Linked DNA regions of Homo sapiens: region 1 is linked to region 2. A link is an interaction called in ENCODE POLR2A ChIA-PET data of the cell type or tissue named here. Cell type or tissue: Panc1. All regions are shown on one strand. Each heading gives the region's core, and the rest is flanking DNA. Links, peaks and the distances in the headings are about the cores only.

Region 1 (11,081 bases), core at 1,582-9,581, 110 kb after region 2:
TGCTTCTTCCCAGATGGGGGTTAAAAGACAACAGAGAGGTATGGGGAGCTGAGGCCAGCACCAGTTTCCCTCAGGCCAACCCTGAAGTGGGGGAAGCCCTCTCTAAGGGCTACTTGGGAAGCTCAGAAACATCTCCCGCCTCCCCCAGCCCCCACTGATAGCTGCCCAAGGAAAAAGGTTTTAACTTACAGGTATATTTTCTTTTCTTTTTTTTTTTTTTTTTCTTTTTTTGAGACAGGGTTTCACTCCCGTGGCCCAGGCTGGAGTGCAGTGGTGCGATCTTGGCTTACTACAACCTCTGCCTCCCGGGTTCAAGCGATTCTTCTGCCTCAGCCTCCCTAGTAGCTGGGATTACAGGCACCCACAACCACACCCGGCTACTTTTTGTATTTTTGGTACAGATGGGGTTTCACCATGTTGCCCAGGCTGGTCTCAAACTCCTGACCTCAAGTGATCCACCCACCTTGGCCTCCCAAAGCACTGGGATTACAGGCATGAGCCACTGTGCCCAGCTATCGTCTATGTAGACGAGAACACTGAGGCCCAGGGACCAAAGTGACCTGCCAGAAGACACACAGCCAGAGGCAATAGCGGATGTGAGCCCAAGGGTGTGACACCAGACCTAAGTTCGAAAGGCTTCCACGGCATCGGGTGGCAGGGGGCGCGGGCAACGGAGTCCAGACCTTCTCTAAAAGCCTGCCTGATGTCACCTTGGATCATTCGTCTTCTAGAGCACCAAGCCAGCAGACATTATGTATCTTTCTTCATGTCCACCTCTCCACACCTCCTCTCCATCCCTCCATCCACTCCCAAACACACGCTCAGGAAAGTGGGGACCTGAAATTACCTTATAAGAACAATGCAGAGACCACATTTAGGAAATGGGGACTTCCCAATGACACGGATGAAGATCAGGAATGGACGCAAGGCTCTGGAGCCTGCCCTCCATCCTCGGGCCCAGGAAGTGGGTGGCCCTTCCTCCCAGCAGGGAATATCACGCGCCCTGCAGGCTGTGACTTAATCTGTGTTCTAGCAAGTGATGTTACAATGAGAGCGTGGTGGATACAGATTTTGGTTTTTGACTTTTTTTTTTTTCTAAGAATTGGAAGAGACTTTGTGATGATCGAATCCAACCCTTTCATTTTACAGATGGGGAAACTAAGGCTCAAAAAGGAAAGGCAGTGAGTAAGTCAGAATCCAAACCCAGGTCTCTTGACTCCTGGCCCTGGAGCTGCCTCTGCAAACTAAAGTTGGAAGAAAATACGACCAGCCTAGGGCCAGCTTCCCGGAGTGATCCTGAGGAACTGCTGATGTTAGGCAGTGAACAGTTCCACATTTTTCCATCTGCAGGGCCAAGAATGCCTCAAAAGACCAATAATCCCCCATGGGATCCCGCGTCCGAGGGAAAGCGTAGAGGGGGCAGCCCCACGCCCCAGCATGGAGCCAGCACCATCAGGAGCCAGCGTCGCCCTAGCCCTGGAAATTCACAACCACAGTAATTCACCCAACAGCAGGCTCTGGGGTGCCCAGGAAACCTACTCTTGCAATGAGAGATTCGGAGTGCGTTTCCAGAAAGCACGAAGGCACAAAAGGGTGATGGTGTTTGTGAGTGGCAATGAGAAGAAAAAAAAAAAGCCAGAAAGAAGCACAGGGCAGCATGCAAGAAGGACACACAGACCCACAGAGGTGCGAGTGCATGAGAGCCGAGGAGGCCAAGCCAGGCTGGGGATTAGAGGAGAGGCTTACTTTAGTAGTTTGATATTACACATAATCAGCTCCTTCCAGTTCACAAAAATCATAGCAACCTCTTTTTCTGTCAGCAGCTCAGACTCCATCAGGGGTTTTTGAAAAATCTACAGATGCAGAAAACGAAGCAGTTCAGAAAGCAGTTAGCTTAAAACTCACACACTCACACGCCGATCCGCTGAGAGCAGGGAAAGGGCTCAGGTGTCTGTACCTTGGCTGAGAGGCCCAGAGGTGAACGCCTGCTTTCCTGCAGTTTCTGAAGCAGAGAGCCCCTCCTCTGCCCTGGAAACCGGAGGGGGGTCCCCAGCAGGGCCTGCATTGTTTTACAGGGGAAGGAGGGCAGCTGAAGTCTCCAGGAGACAGGTCTTAACTCCACCAGACAAGCAGGGAGGCCGGTACCAAGTCATGCACGCAGGCTAAGCGGTCTCACCTGCGCACTGGGAGGGGCTGGACCGGTGTGAAAAGCGGGGCTTAAAGGTGCCGGTGGCTGTGGACAGTCCCTTCATCTGCATAGGTAAACCGAGGGCCTTCTGAGAGGAGCAGCCCAGGCGGCAGCTCCTCTAATAAGCCAGTGGCCACCTCGGTGACTGACTCCATCGCTGTGTCCTCAGCCTCCTGGGCTGACCCTGGACAGACCCAGCACTTGCAGGCCCGCTACAAGGGGGTGAGTGCTGCCCTCCTCCTGGGCTCTGGAAAATGAATGAGCCCCTCCAAGCTCTGTGTGGTTGAGCAACTCTCAGTAAATCACAGATCTCAGTGGAACCCCGTGTTCCACTTGCAAGCCCCCGCCTGCAAGGAGGTCATTTTCTCCCACAGGAGGCGCTTCTGAAGGCTCTTTAGGGAAGGGGACAGCCCATCTTCGACATAAACTTGGCTGGGCTGCGGCTGCTCCCTGGGAGTCCTATTCCACAGGAGTCCTTAAGCCGACGTTGAACCCGGCATGTACCAGGGCAACCACATATGGTGGTGCGTTTTGCAGAGTGCAAAAAGGAGCCATATCTAAGGAGTGACACTTGCACCCTGGACATCCTGAACTGCATATTTAATAACAGTCAAACACCTTGAGAAAGGGGCACCTTTTTGAGTTTGCATCAATGCTTCCTAAGTATTAATGGTGGTCCTGCAGCTAACAACCCACCCTGTACTCCTCCAACAGCGGCGAGCCCTGCTGCGTCTTTCCTGGATGTTAAGACTATCAGACAAGATGGTTTCACACCCGTTTGGTGTGGTGGTTGCCAGACTACCACAGCACTCTCCAAACTGCAGGTCCATCTCTGCAAATCCCTGTCTCCCAATATGGCATCTTCCCATGGACGTGGACAAAAGGCCTGCTGAGCAGCAGGAGCGCCGGGCTCCGCATCTCCCCATAGTTCTGGATGAGGTGGCCAGGGCCCTTCTGGGAGGACTGACAAGATGAGGAGGCATCACTCAGGTCAGGGGCTTTTGTGGGGGCCTGGGAGGAAACGTTGCCATTCTCAGTGACAGGTTTGTCTCAGGGTAACATATGGCAGGAATGACTCGAGACAGCAGCCAGATGGCCCCCCATTTCCAGATGCCAACACTGCGGGCCAGGAGGGCGGCGTGGCTGGCTCCATGGCACCTCCTGGTTGGTGGCTGAGCTGCAGCTGCTCTGAGTAGAGCGTGGACTCCAGACTCTCAGTTCACATGACTCCATCCATCAACTGCTCAGGGACTCACTTGCCCTTGGCTAAGTGATCTCTGTCCCTCTGTGGGAATGACTCAATGTTGGCCATGGATAAGCAACGAACCGTCTCTGCGGTCGCAATCTCCTATAGCATTTGCCATCCAGATGCTCCTCAAACATCAGAAAGTTTCTTGGGCTCAGAATCAGGACATAGACCTCCTTGACGGAACCCTCCCCTCTCCCTCCGTCATCGCCCCCTGCCGTGCCCCCTGCCCCACCAGCTCCCTTACCTCTGTGACCAGCTGCAGGTCATTCACATAGTTCTCCTCGGTGACAATGAGCTCGTGGATGTATCCTTGTCGCTTTCTTTCAGTTGGGGTCAACATATCCAAGAGATGTAAGTCTGAACACCCTGGAAAACACAACCATTTGGGAGAACTTAGCACAGTCTGGGGAAGCCCACACAACTTCACACGGAAGATCCTCGTGGCTGCTGGGTCCTGAGGGCTTGCTCCAGTCCAGTGGGGTCATGGGCTGAAATGTGTCCTCCCCAGTAATATGTGGAAGCCCTACCCCCTGGTACCTGTGAACGTTACCTTATTTGGAAATAGTCTTTTCATATATAATCAAATTAAGATAAAGTCATACTCAGGGTTGGGTCCTGACCCTATATGATCAGTGTCCTTATGAGAAGAAGACAGAGACAGACAGGCAGAACCTGGAGTGATGTGTTTCCAAACCAAGACACACCCCGAGCCCTCAGAGTGAGGCTGGCACCTGCCAGCATCTTCCATTTTAGACTTCCGGCCTCCAGGAATGTATGGCAATAAATTCTTATTGTTTTAAGTCCCCCCGTTTGTGGTCGTTTGTTAGGGCACCCTAGAAACTGATACAGGCGGCACACTCCTGCTTCATCAGAAACACGAAAATAATGTGAAAACAAAACACTCAATGACGATTGGCCAAAACTCTGGAGGGCTCACACCATGTCAGGTGGTGAACTGCATTTAATGCTCAAGTATTATACTAGAATTATCCCCATTTCACAGACGAGGACACCGAGGTTTACACAGGTTGACTGGCCCCAGGTCTCTCAGCTTGGAAGTGGTGAAGGCAAGAGCCAAACCCTGAGACTTGGGCTGCAGAGGCTGTGCTCTATCCCCGAGCTCCAGGAGGCCATGGGTTATCCATGTCGAGGTTGGTTTGTGGAGGATGAGGTGGCTGTGCTGAGGCTCTGATGGTCCTGGGGACCAGGCAGATGCAGGGTGCCTCCAGACAGCACTGGGCACACTCTCCTGGACAAAGCTGCTGCCTGGCCCCTGGGGCAGCTGAGCAGCATGCTTGCCACAGAGAGGGTAGTCCTTCCCACTGCAGAGAGCCTGGCACAAGACCATCATGGAGGCCAAGGCTGCCCGACGGGAAGGGCCACTCCACTGCCCTGAGATGGTGCCTGCACTGGAAGTGGGGCTCACTCATGACTCTGCCCACTTAGCTTGTTATTTGGGGTTTTGTTTGAACATTTGAGCCTCCTGCCCCAGACACACTGGAATGAGCAGGAGGGAGGCTTGGTTCTTGGGAGCATCCCATGTGCAGGCCTGGACCCACCTCTCTTTTTTATCAGAGGTTCTTTATTTAATCACAGAAGCCAGACTTGGAAGACAGACCCAGAGGTGTCCCGAATGTAGGTGGGAGAGTCCGGGCTGAATCCCCTTTACTTGTTCTTCCCATCCCTTCTGTTCCCCTCAAGGGGGCACAATGGAGCACAGTGCAAAACCCCCTGCTGGGGACCAGTGGTTGTCAAAGCGTGGTCCCCAGGCTGGCAGCATCAGCGTCACCTAGGAGCTTGCTAGAGATGCCCCGGCTGAAGTGACTCTGGAGTTGGGGGCTGGGTATCTGTGATGTAACAAGCTCTCCAGAGGATTGTTTTTTGGCGCACTAATGTTCAAGAAGCCTGCTCTGGCCTAGCAGGGGTTCCTCGAGTTTCCATCTTCTCTCAAGGGAGTTATCTGGGGTCATGACTGATCTAGCCTATATGCTGAAAGCTTCTGCAAATTGTATGATCCCTCTGGGCCAAATGATATCAGAGATTTCTTGGCAAATGCTTTGCTGCTTTAGAGGTTAACTCTCGGGTTGTGGTGCTTCCAGCCCTTGGTTTTGTCCGTTCTCTGGGCCAATTGTCCTTTCTGGATGCTGTAGCTTCTCTTGCTGGGACAGGAACAACCCAAGACCAGCAGGAGAATGCTGGGAAAGCAGCAGAAATGAGTCATCATTATATCAACACCCTCGACCTCACTCAGAGTCCCCTGCCCTGAGGTCAAGCAGAATTCTCCAGGGCTGCAAGGTGAGCTCGCACTTTTGCACAGGTCTGCAGATGTGTCTGAGCTTGAGCCCTCTGCTCAGCCACGGGTTTGGCCCAACTGTTCTTCCTGCCTCAGGGCATAGATTGTCTTTTATTAAAACAGCTGCACCAACAATGAACTCTCAGGAAGGAGGCAGGCCACGGGGCTCACTCATTCAGTTCAGCCAAGCTGCTGTGTGAGCTTGGGTTTGTGGCAAGCTGAGTGATGTCTCCGAGTTCTTTGACTTTTATTGGGAAGGTCACCCAAGAAACACTCGAGTTTGGGGGGAAACATATCTTGTTCCTGCCCTCTTTTTACCCCACTCTCCTGTGAGTGAGTGAAAGGGCCCGGGCCTCAGGCCATTTCTTGTTGAAGGGCTGAATGCAGCCCCTGCATTAGGCAACTTGGATGCCCTCTCACGGAAGCAGAGTCCCTGGAGCGTTCAGGATGGTCCCTTCTGCAGGGAGATTAGAATATTGACACAGAGTGGTAGCTCTAAAAGTCACTGCACAAACACGGTGCGGTGATGTTTGCAGCTACAGAAACATCAGGCCCGTAGTGGCCACTGGCTGGACCAGTTTTCTGAATGTCCCTTTAAGGATGCCCCACAGTTGCCTTGAAGAATCTGAGGGAAGTTATGGGTTCTTGCTGCAGCGAATACATGTGTACAATGCACACCTTTAGGGCACACTTTCATTGGGTTCACAGGCCCTTTTGAAGACTGTTCATAGATCTTATTCATTCACTGGGCAAATATTTACTGATGTCCTACTATGAGGCTAGGACTAACCACTCTGGGTGCTGGGGATTCAGGACAGAAGAGGAGAGACTCCTGCCCTCCAGGGCATAGCTAAGAACCTGGGGGACTGGTGGTCCTCAGCAGGCGGTGCTACTGCCCCACCCTCCGCTGAAGGTGGTGCTCTTCCCCACCATGTTGAGGTCAGTACTGTCCCCACTCCCCAAAGGCTGAGGTTTGCCCTGCATCCCACTCCAGTCCCAGGGCTGAGAGTGTGTTCTTGGTTGTCATAGTGGAATCTGGCAGGCTGGCCAGGGCTGCTAAATGACCCACAACATGCAGGACACAGAACTGCCCACCCCAAATGCCAATAGACGAGCACCCTGTTGAGAAACACTAGTGTTACTTGAAACTGACAACCCGACCAGAGTTCCAGTCTGCAGCATGGAGGTGCGAGGGACCAGCAGACACGCGTAGAATGATGAGGAATCGGAAAGAAGGACCTATGGGGAAAAGTCCTGGCTTGCTTTGGATTTCAGAAGCTCTTCTGAGTCTTCAAGTTTTACACGGTGCAGGTTGTGAAGAAGCTCAGAGCCAGAGCAACAGCAGAAGGTTCAGGGTAAATTTGGGCCATTTGTCCAAGAATCCCAGGAGCCTGGGGCCAGTTGGGGACAAGCTGGAGGGCTGCTGCGTGGCCTCCTGCTCCAGGTAGCGTTGGCCTCTGGTCCAAACACTTTGCAAGGCCCAAGTCAGAGCTGATGGAGCTTGGAGGTCAGGGGAAGCGCTGGGCAAGTCTGGGCTGCTTGCCCCCACCAAATTCCACCTCTCGCAGGTCCACCTACCACCCTGCCTGGAGACAGGGGGATGGCCCTGATGGCCACTGCAGAACACAATGAAAAGCAAAAGTTTTGTGGGGAGAGTCTTCTTTACATTATGTGCCAATGATGTTGGCTTGGAATCATCTTTTTAGCCATCAAATTGACCCATGGGAGGCTGCTTTAAAACTTGCTGGTGAATGCCAGACCAAGAGAACCATTAAAGATTTGAAATAGGCATTTTGAACTCAAAAATATTCTTCCTTTGAAAATTTAATATTTAGAAAAACAAGTGAGTTTAAAAACTCCATTATTCAAAGTAGGGTAAATGGAAAAGACATTTCAAATAAAAGCGTTTTCTTTAGGGGTGGAGGGACGTGGCCTTTTCCTCTTTTGGGTCCTAGGATAAACATGGTTTCTGGCCCCCTTTCCCAGGGAAAAACGAGAGGAGAAAACACATCAAATGGTTTTCCATGAACATCTTGGTGTGACAGAAGGATTCTCAAAACTAACTGAAATCCACACACAGCTGAAATAATATTGCAAATGACTCCAGGCGGTTACAAATGATCCCCTATTATAGCCCACATAAAATTCCTAATCTGTGTGCCGTCCCTTAGATGTTGCCTAGTTAGACACATTTACGAAATGGAGAGAGATGTGATGGCCTTCTGGAAGGATTTTTTGAGTCTAGGCCCTGGAGAAAATCACGGGGAAAAAAAAACCTTACCAATAAAAGGTCATCTTGCTTCCCTCAACTGATATTTGTATGAACAGCATCATTTCAAGAACTTGTTTTATTACAAAAGTAATACATAAACACATGCTGATTATTAAAATTTCAAGGGCTACAGAGCATTCAGGGTAAAAAGTGCACCTCACCCATCTCCACACCTCCAATTATTCTACCTTTCCCAATGAGAAGCAGAATTTTGAAAACGAAGCCAGCCCCCACAGCAAGTTGCCCATTGAGCAAAGCAAATAAACAGACCTTGTTCCTGTATGAAAGGGGCCAAAATATGCAATAAGGTGGTCCATAAATATTTATTAAGTTCCTCTGAAGTCCAAGAGACGCAGAAATAAGCAAGATACTGTCCTTGTCCTCAGGGAAACTCACAATCTTGGGAGAGACACAACAGGAAAATTAAATTAAAAATATTAATAGCAAGCAGCTGGGCTTGGTGGCTTATGTCTGTAATCCCAGTACTTTGGAAGGCAGAGGTGGGTGGATTGCCTGAGCCCAGGAGTTCATGACCAGCCTGGGCAACATAGTGAGAGACACCCATATCTACAAAAAATTTAAAAAATTATCCATGCATGGTGGTACATGCCTGTAATCCCAGCTACTTGGGAGGCTGAGGCAGGAGGATTACCTGAGCCCAGGAAATAGAGGCTGCAGTGAGCTATGATCGCACCACTGCACTCCAGCCTGGGCAACAGAGCGAGCACCTGTCTCAGGAAAAAAAAAAAAAAAAAAAAGGAAAGAAAAGAAAAGAAAAGAAAAAAAACGAGAAAAAAAAAAAAGAAATTAAAATAGCAAGCATTAAAAAAAGAGCCCAGGCCGGGTGCAGTGGCTCACACCTGTAATCCCAGCACTTTGGGAGGCTGAGGCAGGTGGATCACTTGAGGTCAGGAGTTCAAGACCAGCCTGGCCAACATGGTGAAACCTCATCTCTACTAAAAATACAAAAATTAGCTGGGCATGGTGACAGGCACCTGTAATCCCAGCTACTCGGGAGGCTGAGGCAGGAGAATCGCTTGAACCCAGGAGGTGGAGGTTGCAGTGAGCTGAGGTCGCACCACTGCACTCCAGCCTGGGTGACAGAGCGAGACTCTGTCTCAAAAAAAAAAGAAAAAAAAGAAAAGAAAAAAGAGCCCGTGTGCTGTGCTGATGGTGGAGACAGTAGGACCTCAGAAGGGAGCAACTCCTCGTGCTAAGGGGAGGCTTCCTCGAGGGGCCCTCCTGAGGCTGGGTCTCCATATGGCTGGGGAGGTCAAGACCATACACTGGGGGCTATGGGCACCAGCAAGAGCAAGCCTTCACCCAGGTGCCAGGTCGACGCGGAGACACTGCAAGAGATAAGGTGGAAAGGTGGGAAGGGCCAGATGACAGGGTGACGGGGATTGTGATGCCAGAACAAATGTTCAGAAACAACATGTGGAAGGACCAGGAGAGAGAGCAATAAGCAAGCCCGGGCGATGGCTTTCATCTTTAAGGGAAAGGATCTACCTTTCCCTTTTGTCTCTGGGGACATTCAGCCCAAATCCTCTGGCTCAATGGCCCCGGATCAGCAGGGTCTATGCTACTTGGGCTCCTGGAGGTCCCATCTATACTGCAGGCTTCTCCCCATGGACCAAGTCTCTCCTGCCAGGTGAGCCCATGCACCCCAGAGCTGCACTGGCTTCTCCTGGGCAAATTAATCTAACTGCACTCCCTTCAACACCCTGGGCCTCTCCTGGTAGGTGTGGGGTGGCCTGTCGTGTAGGAAAAGCAGATGAAGCCACATGGATATGACGTGAAGAAAGTTCTCTGGCCAAACACTATGTCCCTTTACCCTGCAGCTGATGTCTGAAACCCCAGCGTTCTCCAAGCCATGAAGTTGTGTACTCCTGCTGTGAAGCAGCATCCACGCTCGGCCCCGGGGTTCAGTGAGAAGGAGGCAGTCCGGGTCCTTGTCCTTTGGGAGCCTGCTGGTTGCTAGACCTGGGAGTCCCAGGCCAACTTGGATCCTTGCTGAGTTGCAGGCACTTTGCACAGGGCATCACTCCAAGCGGTTATCAGTCCTTGAGACCTCGGAGTTGCAAATCCTCAAGATGCGATTTTTAATGGGGTCTGGAGAAGCCGGTGGGCACAGAGGTGAGAGGGGAAGGAATGCCCCCAAAGGCACCAGAGACCCTCGTGGGTCCAGCAGAGCTCAGGTATCCCACCCAGCCTGTCCTGGTGACACATCTTGCCCCATGTAGCTGGGTCCTCGGGAGGCTTCCATTCAGATGTAACCCAGATGCTTAAAAGTGCCAATGTAACTCCAAATAAGCTTTGTTTTCTCCCAAGGAGGGGAATCCAGTCCACAGGGGTTGCCAGGCAGTTTAATTACTGCTGAGAAGTGGTGAAGATCAAATTCTTCTCAGGGATAAATCATCTCTTAATTTTCCATAAATATGCACATTTCAGAGAGTGAAAGGGTGTATCATTCATAGCTTCATAATGGGCACTGGAATTCCTGGCACAGCTTTACATCCTCTGTGGTAGGTATGCTTCAGCTCATTCCAGGCCCCTTCTATGTCCCACCCCTGACTTCCTGCTCTCACTGTGCCCTCTCCTGTAGTATGAGTAGCTCCTGTTAATAAGTTTTTTGGGTACAAAGGCAGACTGGCATGTTATAATGAAAGTACAAATGCATTTTTATTGGAATATGAAGGAGGAGCCTGTTGGTTTTTGTTTTATTTTTAAGTTTTGTGGGTACATTGTAGGTGTATATATTTATGGCGCACCTGAGCTATTTTGGTACAGGGATGCAATGTGTAATAATCACATCATAAGAATGGGGTATCCGTCCCCTCAAGCATTTATCCTTTGTGTTACAAACAATCCAATTACACTGTTTTAGTTATTTTTAAATGTACAATTAAATTACTATTGTAGTTGCTCTGTTGTGGTATCAAATACTAGGTCTTTTTTTTTTTTTTTTTTTGAGACAGAGTCTTGCTCTGTTGCCCAGGCTAGAGTGCAATGGTGCAATCTTGGCTCACTGCAGTTTCCACCTCCCAGGATCAAGCAATTCTCGTGCCTCAGCCTCCCG
Region 2 (11,081 bases), core at 1,044-9,043:
GACCCATGATCTAGCTACTCTATTCAAAGAAATAGTCGGCAACTTTGCAAATTCTAACCAGGAACTGGAAACTATAGGAAGTGTCACATAGTTGATATAAAAAATGAACTCAATGATCATGGACATCAGTGTGAACCAGATGGACCCCACACATGTCTTGGCACCTCAGAGGCCCCTGGAATGTGTGTGTGTATATATGTGTGTGTGTGTGTGTGTGTGTGTGTGTGTGTGTGTGTGTGTGTGTGTGTGTATATGCCTCCAGGAAAAACATTGGACCCCTAAAATGACATGGGAAAACAGGGGCTCGAAGCAGGAGGTAAATTCAGCTAGAGGATAATAAAGTTATGCTTCTTGTGGTGCACAGACTACTGAAGGCAGGCTTTGCAGAGAGCTTGGAAACCTCCAGAGTTGCATCTTAGCCACCCTTTTGAGTTACTAGGGGAGTCAAAGAACATAAGCCCTCTTAAAGCACCTGAAAGGCAAGGAAAGCCATACAGATTTGAGGCAATGATCATACTTGAAATCACTCCCTTAAAGTGACTGAAAGAGTATCAGTTGGGCTCAAGCAATTAAACAATTGTCAAATGCATCAAGCATCTGTGATATGAATTCACAGGCACATCTGAGGAAGAGCCCAACAGTAATTCCTCATCTTGTGGCTGGACCTTGGGAGGACCCTTGGAATTCCCTGGGAGAGCTCTTATCTAGGACTGGCCCCCTCTCCTGCCAGGAGCCACCTTCAGAGACTGAGGGACTGTGAGTTCCTTCTCCCTAGCTCCTCCCTCGTAATTCCCAACATCTCTGACCACTGGCAGCTCTCCCCAGAGGCTGGAGGGCTACTGATGATTCCACGGAAGTGACTGCATGCACCGATCCTAACCCCCGATAACTCTAAGGATGCTAGGTAGGAATCTCCTTCCCAGGATCATAAAACTTGGTGGAGAGGAGGGGTTTGAAAAAGATTAATAACCTGCTAAGGACGTGACCAGACTGCCTTATTGAAAACAAGGGACTTGTGTGTGTCTTCTCTTCCCATTAACATCCCAACTGCCTGGTGAACAACCAGCTCGAGGAAAAGAAAAAGGAGATTTGCTGCTGTTGCTAGGACTAGGGCCCCAAATACATTAAGGCCCTTGATGGGGGAGTTAAGCCTGCCACCGTCCAGCGTTATGGGGTAAGCAAGCACTATCAGGTCTCTAAGTGGTAAACATAATTTTCCCACATGGGAGACACTAATCCACATCATGCTGAAAGCAAAGTTATAAAGTGCGGCTGTCCCACCCCACCCACCCCACCCCATCTCGGTCATGAGCATCCAGGTGCCTTTTCTTTTTAGAGACAGGGTGTCATTCTGTCACCCAGGCTGGAGTACAGTAGTGTGATCATAGCTCACTGCAGCCTCGAACTTCTGACTCAAGCCATCCTCCCACCTGCCTCCTGAGTAGCTGGAACCACAGGCACATCCCATCATGCTTGGCTCAGTTGCGTTTATGAAGCTTCTTCCACTCGGCTCTGAGCCTTGCTCCTGGAGTCATCCTTCGGCCAGGGCTGCTGGCACCTGAAGCCACTCTGGCCCCTGAACATCCCCCAGCCACACTAGTCCTGGCTCTCTTCTTCACGATGTCCATCAGGCAGAGACCAGCCAATGGGAGGTCAGACCCACCCTCCTCTGAACTCAGTGACATGTATGGGCTTTCATTATGTGCCTCTTCACAAATTTTATCTTTTTTCATTTTTGTGTCCCTTAGGATAGGAATTCCTAGCTCTACTTAATAGATGAGTGTGGGGCCGGGCATGGTGGCTCACGTCTGTAATCTCAGCACTTTGGGAGGCCAAGGTGGGGGAATCACCTGAGGTCAGGAGTTCAAGACCAGCCAGGCCAACATAGTGAAACCCCATCTCTACTAAAAGTACAAAAAGTAGCCGGGCGTGGTGGCAGGCGCCTGTAATTCCAGCTACTTGGGAGGTTGAGGCAGGAGAATTGCTTGAACTGGGGAGGCAGAAGTTGCAGTGAGCCGAGATCATGCCACTGCACTCCAGCCTGGGTGACAGAGCAAGACTCCATCCAAAAAAAAAAAAAAAAAAGATGAGTGTGGTAGGCAGAATAAAGTCCCCCAAAGACGTACACAGCCTGACCCCTGGGACCTGTGAATATTTCCCTCTGTGGCAAAAGAGACTTTGCAGAAGAGACCAAGTCAAAGATCTTGAGATAAAGATATTATTCTGGATTATCACAGCTTCTAAATGCAACCACAAGTGTTCTTATAAGAAGAAGGCAGAGGGAGATTTGACAGTAAAGAAGGCAATGAAACAAGGTGCTGTTCTGCTGGCTTTGAAGATGGGGGAAGAGGTCAACAATCAAGGAATGCAAGGAATGCAGCATTAGAAGCTGGCAAAGGCAAGGAAATGGGTTCTCCCAGAGCCTCCACGGGGATCTTGGTCCTACCAACATCTTGATTTTAGCCCAACGAAATTGATGTCAGACTCCTGACCTCCAGAACGCTAAGAGAATAAATGCATGTTGTTTTAAGTCCACACGTTTGTGGTGCTATATTACAGAGGCAATAGGAAAGTCATAAAATGAGTAAACAGAGACACGTAATGACTTGCTTCAAGTCACGCAGCAAGTCAGTGGAGCTGGAATTCACACTCTGGCTTTTGGATTCTAAGCCTCATATTCTTTCTGTTACACCATGCTGCTTCTGAGACTCTGCAGCAATTGAGAGTGTAATAATCGGGGAACAGATAAATTAGGTAATCAGTGTGTGTGTGTGTGTGTGTGTGTGTGTTAGCAGGATTAGACAATAGGGTACGAAAGAGAACATGTCATTGACTTGTACTTATCTCTCAAACTATCCAATGGAAAATTGAGAAACACCAAATACAAATTATAAAAAGGTATCATTAAGCTCAACATTTTGCCTCTGTTTTTCTGGTCACAGCGCAGTTGGTCTTCATATTGCAAAATAGTGATGATCTTGTTCTGTCCACGTGTTCACCTAAAGCACTGGTCTTACAGAAGGGTTTGAAAGAAAACAAATGGGCCAGGTGTGGTCGCTCACATCTGTAATTCCAGCAGTTTGGGAGGCCAAGGAGGGTAGATCACTTGAGATCAGGAGTTCAAGACCAGCCTGGCCAATATGGTGAAACCCTGCCTCTACTAAAAATACTAAAAATTAGCCGGGCATGATGGCACACGCCTGTAGTCCCAGCTACTCAGGAGGCTGAGACAGGAGAATTGCTTGAACCCGGGAGGTGGAGGTTGCAGTGAGCTGAGATGGCACCACTGCACTCCAGCCTGGGAGACAGAGTGAGACTCCATCTCTAAAAAAAAAATAGAAAATAAAAGATAAATAACTGTTCCTTGTGAGCCCTAACAAATAACAGAAAGTGTATAGAATAGATGCAAGCCGGGACTTGGGTCCTGAAGGCCAGAGTTCAATGTTTGCATTTCCTAAAGGAAATCTAGGGCAATCACATCTCTAACGGACAGCGGTCACTTTCGTGCCAGAGATAAGCCTTGAGCTCTTGCTCACTTGGTACATGTTGCATTTTCTCCTTCATTTTTAACTCCTCAGGAACCCCTAGAATGGTAAACTGGGAAGTCACCTCATTTAACTTAACAAGGAATCTGGGGCCCAGAGAGCTTAGGGGTGCCTCAGATGCTACTGGTTATGACCACGATCTGATGGGTCATCGTTACTTGAAGGGGTGAGCAGAGGCTTCGCTTAACTTCCTTAAGGCTCTCAATGGAAGAACCGCAAGTGTCTGTCCCCTTGTCATTTTCTGAAAAAGCAATTTATCATTAAGTCCTCCCTGTTGCTGAGCTATTCAATACTTTTTTACCTGTAAAAACTCCACTCTGGTTAGTTACTGCTTGGACATGATACCACAGCATTACCTGAGAGGTCACAACACATTTTATGTCTTTGGTCAGAAATAGAAAAACAGAAGCACAAGACCCCTAGCCAGAAGATGACAGCATGCCAGAGCTTAGTGTCACCAAGCTTTCCTTTCTATTTTTGGAAGCTTTAACTTATTAGGCAAACGTATCATCCAACAAACACTGGGAAATGTAAGTTGGAAAGGTCCCGCTAGTTGATTAAATTCCCTCATTCTCTTCCAAGGCTCTCCCCCAAAACTGAAAGCCCCGTATCAGCTCTCATAAGAATAATAGGAGGAAACAAGCATTTTCTAAGTCTTTGATCCTACTCCTGCCTAACCTCCTAATTCAATCTTCACCCCTGGTTTTAAAGCCACCAACACCTCTCCTGCTCCCAGAACTTTTCTCTAGCTGGGACCCTGTCTGCTGCTTTAATCAGAAGACGTAAGTAAAGAGCTGTCTGAAGCCCACTTTGGGGAGTCAATGTGGAATCAGGGTAGAAGATTCTTGATGCCCAGGTGGCCATCCTCCACCTAAACAGGATCCTGCCAACATCATTGTACTGCCCAGCTTGCTACAGCACAGTGACAAGATGTGCTGGTGATATCTTTCAGTGGAGATTGTACTTTGCACTGGACAAGTCCTCATAGATGCCGAACTCATGTCAGACAATAAAGCAGGACTTTAAATAGCATGGCAGAGGCAATCTAGAGCTATCATTAACTCTAATTCTCAGAATCAGAGGACTTTGCTTATTTTGTCAATAACATCTACCGGCAGAGAACACCCAGGCCAGGGAAGCAGTGGGACTCCCCACAGGGAAGAGGAGCCACTGCCTACTAAACATGCATGGTTTGTCTTCACAGTGGACAGTTTGGTGGCCGCAGACATCATCTTCTACAACCACATCTACATCCTTGCCTTTCTGTTTCAAGTTGTTCTCTTGAGAAACTGTTCAAATTTTCAGGAGCTGAAAATGTACTGCCTTAAATCCAACTCATGCCGAGATTTCCAGGTTTGCTTTGAGGAATCCACTGCACTGATGGTGACTTGTTTAAAATTCTTCAGCTCTTCTATTATGTCCAATTCAACAAATAGTTACTGAGTGATTGCCGTAGCCAGTCTCTGCTGAGCTGGGCGTCTTCAGGTTGTCTCGGACCTCATGGAGCTCCCAGTCTATCTGGGAAGACAAAGTTAAGAAATAATGAGCATTGCAAAGTGTATTATAAATAGCAAGGAGATGTTAGTCTAGAGGGCCAGCTGCTGCTGTTGCCACTGCAGCAAATTGAAGCCAGAAAGAGAACCGGAGGAAATGCAGGAAATGTGCCTGGAAAAAAAATAATAACAGCATGGTGGCCACCCACAATGGTGATCAAGTTTTTTTCCAAGTTCTAATGAAACATCCATTCATTTTTATTTTGTGAGATTGAAGCTGTAATAGCTCGGTATACAAAGAATTTCCTGTAGATTAATATGAAGCTGGAAGGAGTTGATAGATTTCAGCAGTGATTTGGGCTATTAATCCAAGCCAGTCATTCATTAACCCTCAGGAAGTTTTCTGTGCCAAAGTCATTATTATTATTATAAACTAAACCCCAAGCCCCAAATGGGTGTATGGCTACTTTTCTCTCCAGGATCCTGAGTGTTTGAGTCAGCCAGGGAGCCTGAATCATTTCCTGAATTCCCTTCTGGTTCATGGGGAGTTAGACTTTGTACTATGCACTTGCTGCCAAGGGAACCCAGCAAAGAGCCCTTTTGAGAGGTAACTATCACTCTTGCCTTTTTTCGTGAGGTCCTAAGTGGCTATGGCAGGTGGCTGGTTGTCTCCCAATTTTTGTTTTTCTATACTTCTGTAGTATAAATTTTAGCTGGCAACATGGCTGCCTGGCCAAAGACTACATTTCCCAGTCTCCCTTGCAGTAGCCATGGTCATGTGACGAGGTAAAGCCAGCAGAAGTGATGAGGGTCACATCCTGATCTTGCCCTCAAAAAATTGGTAGTATCATCGACCCCTTGTGCCCAGTCCCTTTCCCCCTTTCCACTGCTGGAAGGAGAGGAGAAGAACCAGGGTATCTCCTTAGACACAGAAATGGAAAGCACGTATTAAGGATGTGGAGCTACCCCAGCAGCCCTGACCTGCTGACCTCCAGACTGTGACATGGAAACAGATCAACTTCTCTCTTGGTAAGTCACTGTACTTTGGAGCCCCTTTGTTACAGCAGTTAAGACTGTACTCCTACAAACACAGTGCCTACCAAGCAAACCCTGTGGCCCCAGCTCAGGGACTCTTCCATATTGTATGTTGATGCCTCAAGGCAGTGGCTTTTTTTTTTTTTTTTTTTTTTTTTTTTTTTTTTTTTTTGAAACAGGGTCTCAGGCTGGAGTTCAGTGATGCAATCTTGGCTCACTGCAACCTCTGCTTCCCAGGTTCAAGCGATTCTCCCACCTCAGTCTCCCGAGTAGCTGGGACTACAGGCAAATGCCAACCATGCCCGGCTAATTTTTTTGTATTTTTGTAGAGATGGGGTTTCATCATGTTGCCCAGGCTGGTCTCGAACTCCTGAGTTCAAGTGATCCAACTGCTCGGCTTCCCAAAGTGCTGGGATTACAGGCATGAGCCACCACGCCCGGCCTGCAGTGGCTTTTTAAATACATTGTCTCATTTAATTATCCCAATAGTCCCATGTAGTTGGTATTATTGTACCATTTTAAAAATCAGAAAACTGAGGTAGAAATAGATGAAAAAACTTGCTTCAGATTCCACAAGCAAGTAGGCGGGAGAGTTAAGATTCCAACCCAGCCATGTAACTCCCTGTTGCCTCTTCCCTTCCTTGCCATTCCCCTATAAGATGACTTGGTCACATCAACATTCTCTTTGTGGTCCAGGTAAATACATACCCTGGGTTAAACAAATTCCAGAAAATAGTCTAACTTGGCTCTGTGTGGGTGTAACCCACCAATCTTGCTTTTCTAAAGGCAATAACGATCGGTCACCCTCAAAAGCTCTATCTGGTGGTTCAATAGTTCAGCAGCTCCACATTGGTTGAATTCCTATTGTGTTCCCAGGCATTAAGTCTGACACTGGGGACATCAAAACGGATAACACATGGCCCTGGATCTCAAGGAACCTGCCGCCTGATGGAAAATAAAAGAGAGAGTCACACTTAAATGAATGATTTCAGCATAATGAATGTGACAAGTGATAAGATAAGGGAATGCATCCAGTATCACTGCTTTTCCAAGGCTTCTCGAGGGGTAAAAAATTACCCAGTGGGTATTTGAAGGAGAAAGTAAATAAAAGAAAATCTACCAAGAACTGTGCTATTTGGTAATACGTGTTATTTTATCTAATCCTTACCATAAAACTAAGAGGGGTATAATTTTATCTCTGTTTTGCAAACAGGGAAAGTGAAGGCCAACTGGACCTAAATTCCCAAGTTCCTACACTCCACAGGAGATGCAGTGTTGAAATCTAGGTTAGCCTGGGTCCAGAGACCACATTTTAGCTACTGTTCCCAAAATAAAGAAGAAGTTGATCCTCTCTCTTGGGAAATTTTTCTTTTCTCGAGTCTTTTGACTGGAACAGAAAACACCTGGAATTATGAAAACAGCTAAGAGAAAGGACTAGTTCTTTATAACACAGCGCTTTCTGTCAGTCTCAGGGAAAATGTCTCTTGTCAGCATGGAAAGAAAAGCAAGATTATAGGCAATTACTGTTTCTTTTTCCTGGGAGCTGCTTCTCCCCAAAGCTGATGGTATTGATTCTGGGGGTTCAGTCACAGTGTCTGGCCCCCTCAAGTTCTGGCTAATTAGCCCCCCATCCTTCCTGCTAAGTCAAAGGCCCAAGGGAGGGGCGTGTGTCCAAGTAAGGCCAGCCTGAGCTCATCTAGGATTTGACATGTGACTGCTGGGAGAAAAGAGAAGCTCCTTTTGCCCCTCTGGGCATCAAGCCAGGGAGGCCTGGAGGTGAGGCAGCGTTTTCAATCATAGAAGCAATCAAGCAATCATTCAATCAATTTTCCTGAAGTCCTAAGCTGGGTTGGGTTCAGTTTCTTTTATTTGCCAATGAAACCATCCTAACACTGTGGGGAAGGTCTGAGTACAAAAAGCAAGCTCACAATGTAATTTCAATACTTACATTCCTTATGTTTATTTCTGATTTTTATGTTATATACTTTATATATACAATATTTTCAAATGTATATACAATATATTATGTTACACACATAATAGACACACAATATATGTTACACACATAATAGACACACAATATATTATGTTACACACATAATAGACACACAATATATTATGTTACACACATAATAGACACACAATATATTATGTTACACACATAATAGACACACAATATATTATGTTACACACATAATAGACACACAATATATTATGTTACACACATAATATACAGACAACATATTGTTACACACATAATATACACACAATATATTATGTTACACACATACACACAATATATTATGTTACGCACATAATACACACAACATATTATGTTACGCACATAATACACACACAATATATTATGTTACGCACATAATACACACACAATATATTATGTTACGCACATAATACACACAATATATTATGTTACGCACATAATACACACACAATATGTTACGCACATAATACACACACAATATATTATGTTACGCACATAATACACACAATATATTATGCTACGCACATAATACACACACAATAATTATGCTACGCACATAATACACACACAATATATTATGTTACGCACATAATACACACAATATATTATGTTACGCACATAATACACACACAATATATTATGTTATGCACATAATACACACACAATATATTATGTTACGCATATAATATATTCATATATAAAATACATGAGTTTACATATAGAATACAATATTTATATATTTGTATATTTATTATATTTATTATATTCATTATGTATTATATTTTTATCTATTTCTTATATTTGTTATTTCAATGCATAGAGTTTTGACCAGGCATGGTGGCTCCCACCTGTAATCCCAGCACTTTGGGAGGCTAGGGTGGGAGTATCTCTTGAGGCCAGGAGTTCAAGACCAGCTTGGGCAACATAGTAAGGCCCTTGTCTCTACAAAAAAATTTAAAAATTGGCCACGATGGCATGCACCTGTAATCCCAGGTATTCAAGAGGATCCCTTGAGGCCAGGAGTTCAAGGCTGCAGTGAGCTATGATTGCACCACTGCACTCCAGCCTGGGCAACAGAGTAAGACCCTGTCTTAAGAAAAAAAAAAAAACTTAAGAGTTTTCTAAGTTCTGAGAGTTTCAAGCACCCCATCATTTTCAAATGAAACCACACAGACAAATGCTAAGGTTAAATGTTTGGAATCACCATCTTTTTATGTGGCTCCCAGAGCAGTGGTTGTTCATGCATTTCATAACTAATGTCTGGTCCTCATTTTTATTTGTAAGTTACAAAGGATGCAGACAGTAACTTCTGGCTTAGTCACCAGCCCCGCTCTACGAGATGTCAGCTGTGCATACTTGAGAGTTGTTAAATTTATGTTTCCTCCTGAATTGCCATCTTTGTCTAACAAAACCCATTCTATGATAAGCTACTTCCATTTTTTTCTTCTTCTAAAAGGTATTACTCAAAATGGATTTCCCCAGAATCTCACAGTTTTCCAGAATCTGTGACCAAAAGTGGGACTATTTTTCCATCTCTATACTGGGGGCCTGGCCTGAAGTATAGGCAGGTTTGGGGGTACCTATATGGGGTGTCATAGGGCTTTGGGGTTCCTGCCTCACTCCAGGGCTTTACCACCTGCTTTCTGAGCCCTAAGAGTCCTTCCCCATGGAGCAATCTCAATTAGAGATGCCTTCAGAATGTAATTCTGCCTGGGAGAGGTGACACATGGATAAATCCACAGTAAGAAACAAATAGCTGGAGCCGATTCTTTCTAATTCTGCAAGGAGAAAGGGTGAAGTGAGAAAAGGTGGGCAGAGGCTGCCTGATCCTGGGAGAAGCAGCCCACGAATGGGGAGTGAGGAGGAGGGATTCTGAAGGAGGAGGCTGAGAGTACAGGAGCTGCCCCTACAGCTCAGCCTGGCCAGCCATGGGATAATCCTGCCTGTGGCTTCCACTAGCCACATGACCTCAGGCAATGCCTTAACTTCTCAGTATCCTCATCTGGAAGTGGAGACAATCATACCTACATCACAGGGTGTTGTGTTCGTAAAATCCCTCACATCTATGGACTGTGCAACATGATGCATGAGGTTCACTATCAGTGGACAGAAATTTAATCCCTAAGGATGTCAGGTAAATATTTGTTGAATGTTAGTGAATGAATGAATGCGTGAATGAATGAATGATCAGCCCTCCCTCCATTCAGTCAACCACTCAGTAACCTCTTATCTCCCATCTGCTTTGAAAACCACTACATTCAACATTCATTCAAGAGATTATTTATTGAATGCGTACCATGTGCCTGGAAGTCAGAACCTGCTCTGTAATTTTCCAGGTCCAGCATAAAATGAAAGAGGAGGGTCTTGTCCAAAATTTTGTTAGAGTTTCAAAATAGAGACAGCAGGGCATGCAGCTGGCCACACCGTCAGCATTTTAGGAGTCAGGGACACAACGGTGACAAAATAAGCATCCCTACCCTTGTAGAGCTCACATTCTAGCAAGAAGAGATAGACCATAAACCAAATCATTTTGTTTATGCAAGACATATAAACAAATATATCAGAAAAATATATAGAGAATGTTAGAGAGTGATTAGTCCTAGGGGGAAATGGATGAGGAAAATGGGCAAGAGAGTGGAGGGGTGGGGTTATTTGATTTTAATGAGGATGGTCAGAAAGGCTTCACAGAGAAGGGGAATCTGAGCGAGGACGAAAGAGACAGCGGATGAGCTGAGCAGATAGCTGGGGAAAAGGCTTCCCGACAAAGGGAACAGCACATGCAAAGGCTCTGCTGGCAGCATGCCTGGTGTGTCCAAGGAAGAGCACGGGGCTTGGAGCAGCACTAGATGAAGTCAAAGAGGTAGAAGGTCTGGAGGACTCGAGCCAAGGCTCCCGCAATTGTGCAAGGACACACAGGGTGGCCTGACGCAGAGTGAGACAGCGAGGTGGCGAGAAGTGAGTAGATTCTGCATGTCTTTGGAAGGCAGGGCCAAAGGATTTGCCTAC

The links. Peaks named below come from ENCODE experiments on the same cell type or tissue, not always from the same donor. Only the 100,000 strongest peaks of a DNase experiment are listed, where the experiment ranks them.
Region 1: POLR2A ChIA-PET joins it to region 2 with 14 read pairs; 2 of 35 experiments call an interaction of 5 or more read pairs at or near these places.

What each region holds. Positions count from the first base shown.
Region 1 is chr21:33,849,458-33,860,538 of GRCh38, reverse strand. ITSN1 (intersectin 1) reads right to left here. Exons shown (of 40, transcript NM_003024.3): 30 at 3,682-3,803; 31 at 1,747-1,853. Among named protein-coding and RNA genes, the nearest start is that of ATP5PO, 61 kb to the left of the region's middle. RefSeq lists an enhancer at 2,325-3,018. In Panc1, for the core only: no CTCF peak of the experiment used is centred there; a DNase peak (open chromatin) is centred at 5,668; H3K27ac peaks cover 1,831 bases.
Region 2 is chr21:33,963,219-33,974,299 of GRCh38, reverse strand. It overlaps LINC00649 (long intergenic non-protein coding RNA 649), which reads right to left. Exons shown (of 3, transcript NR_038883.2): 3 at 3,114-5,063. LOC124905013 (a long non-coding RNA gene) reads left to right here and starts at 5,836. Exons shown (of 2, transcript XR_007067847.1): 1 at 5,836-6,067; 2 at 6,950-7,199. RefSeq lists a silencer at 2,238-2,532 and an enhancer at 1,931-2,620. In Panc1, for the core only: no CTCF peak of the experiment used is centred there; a DNase peak (open chromatin) is centred at 2,469; H3K4me3 peaks cover 340 bases; H3K27ac peaks cover 5,414 bases.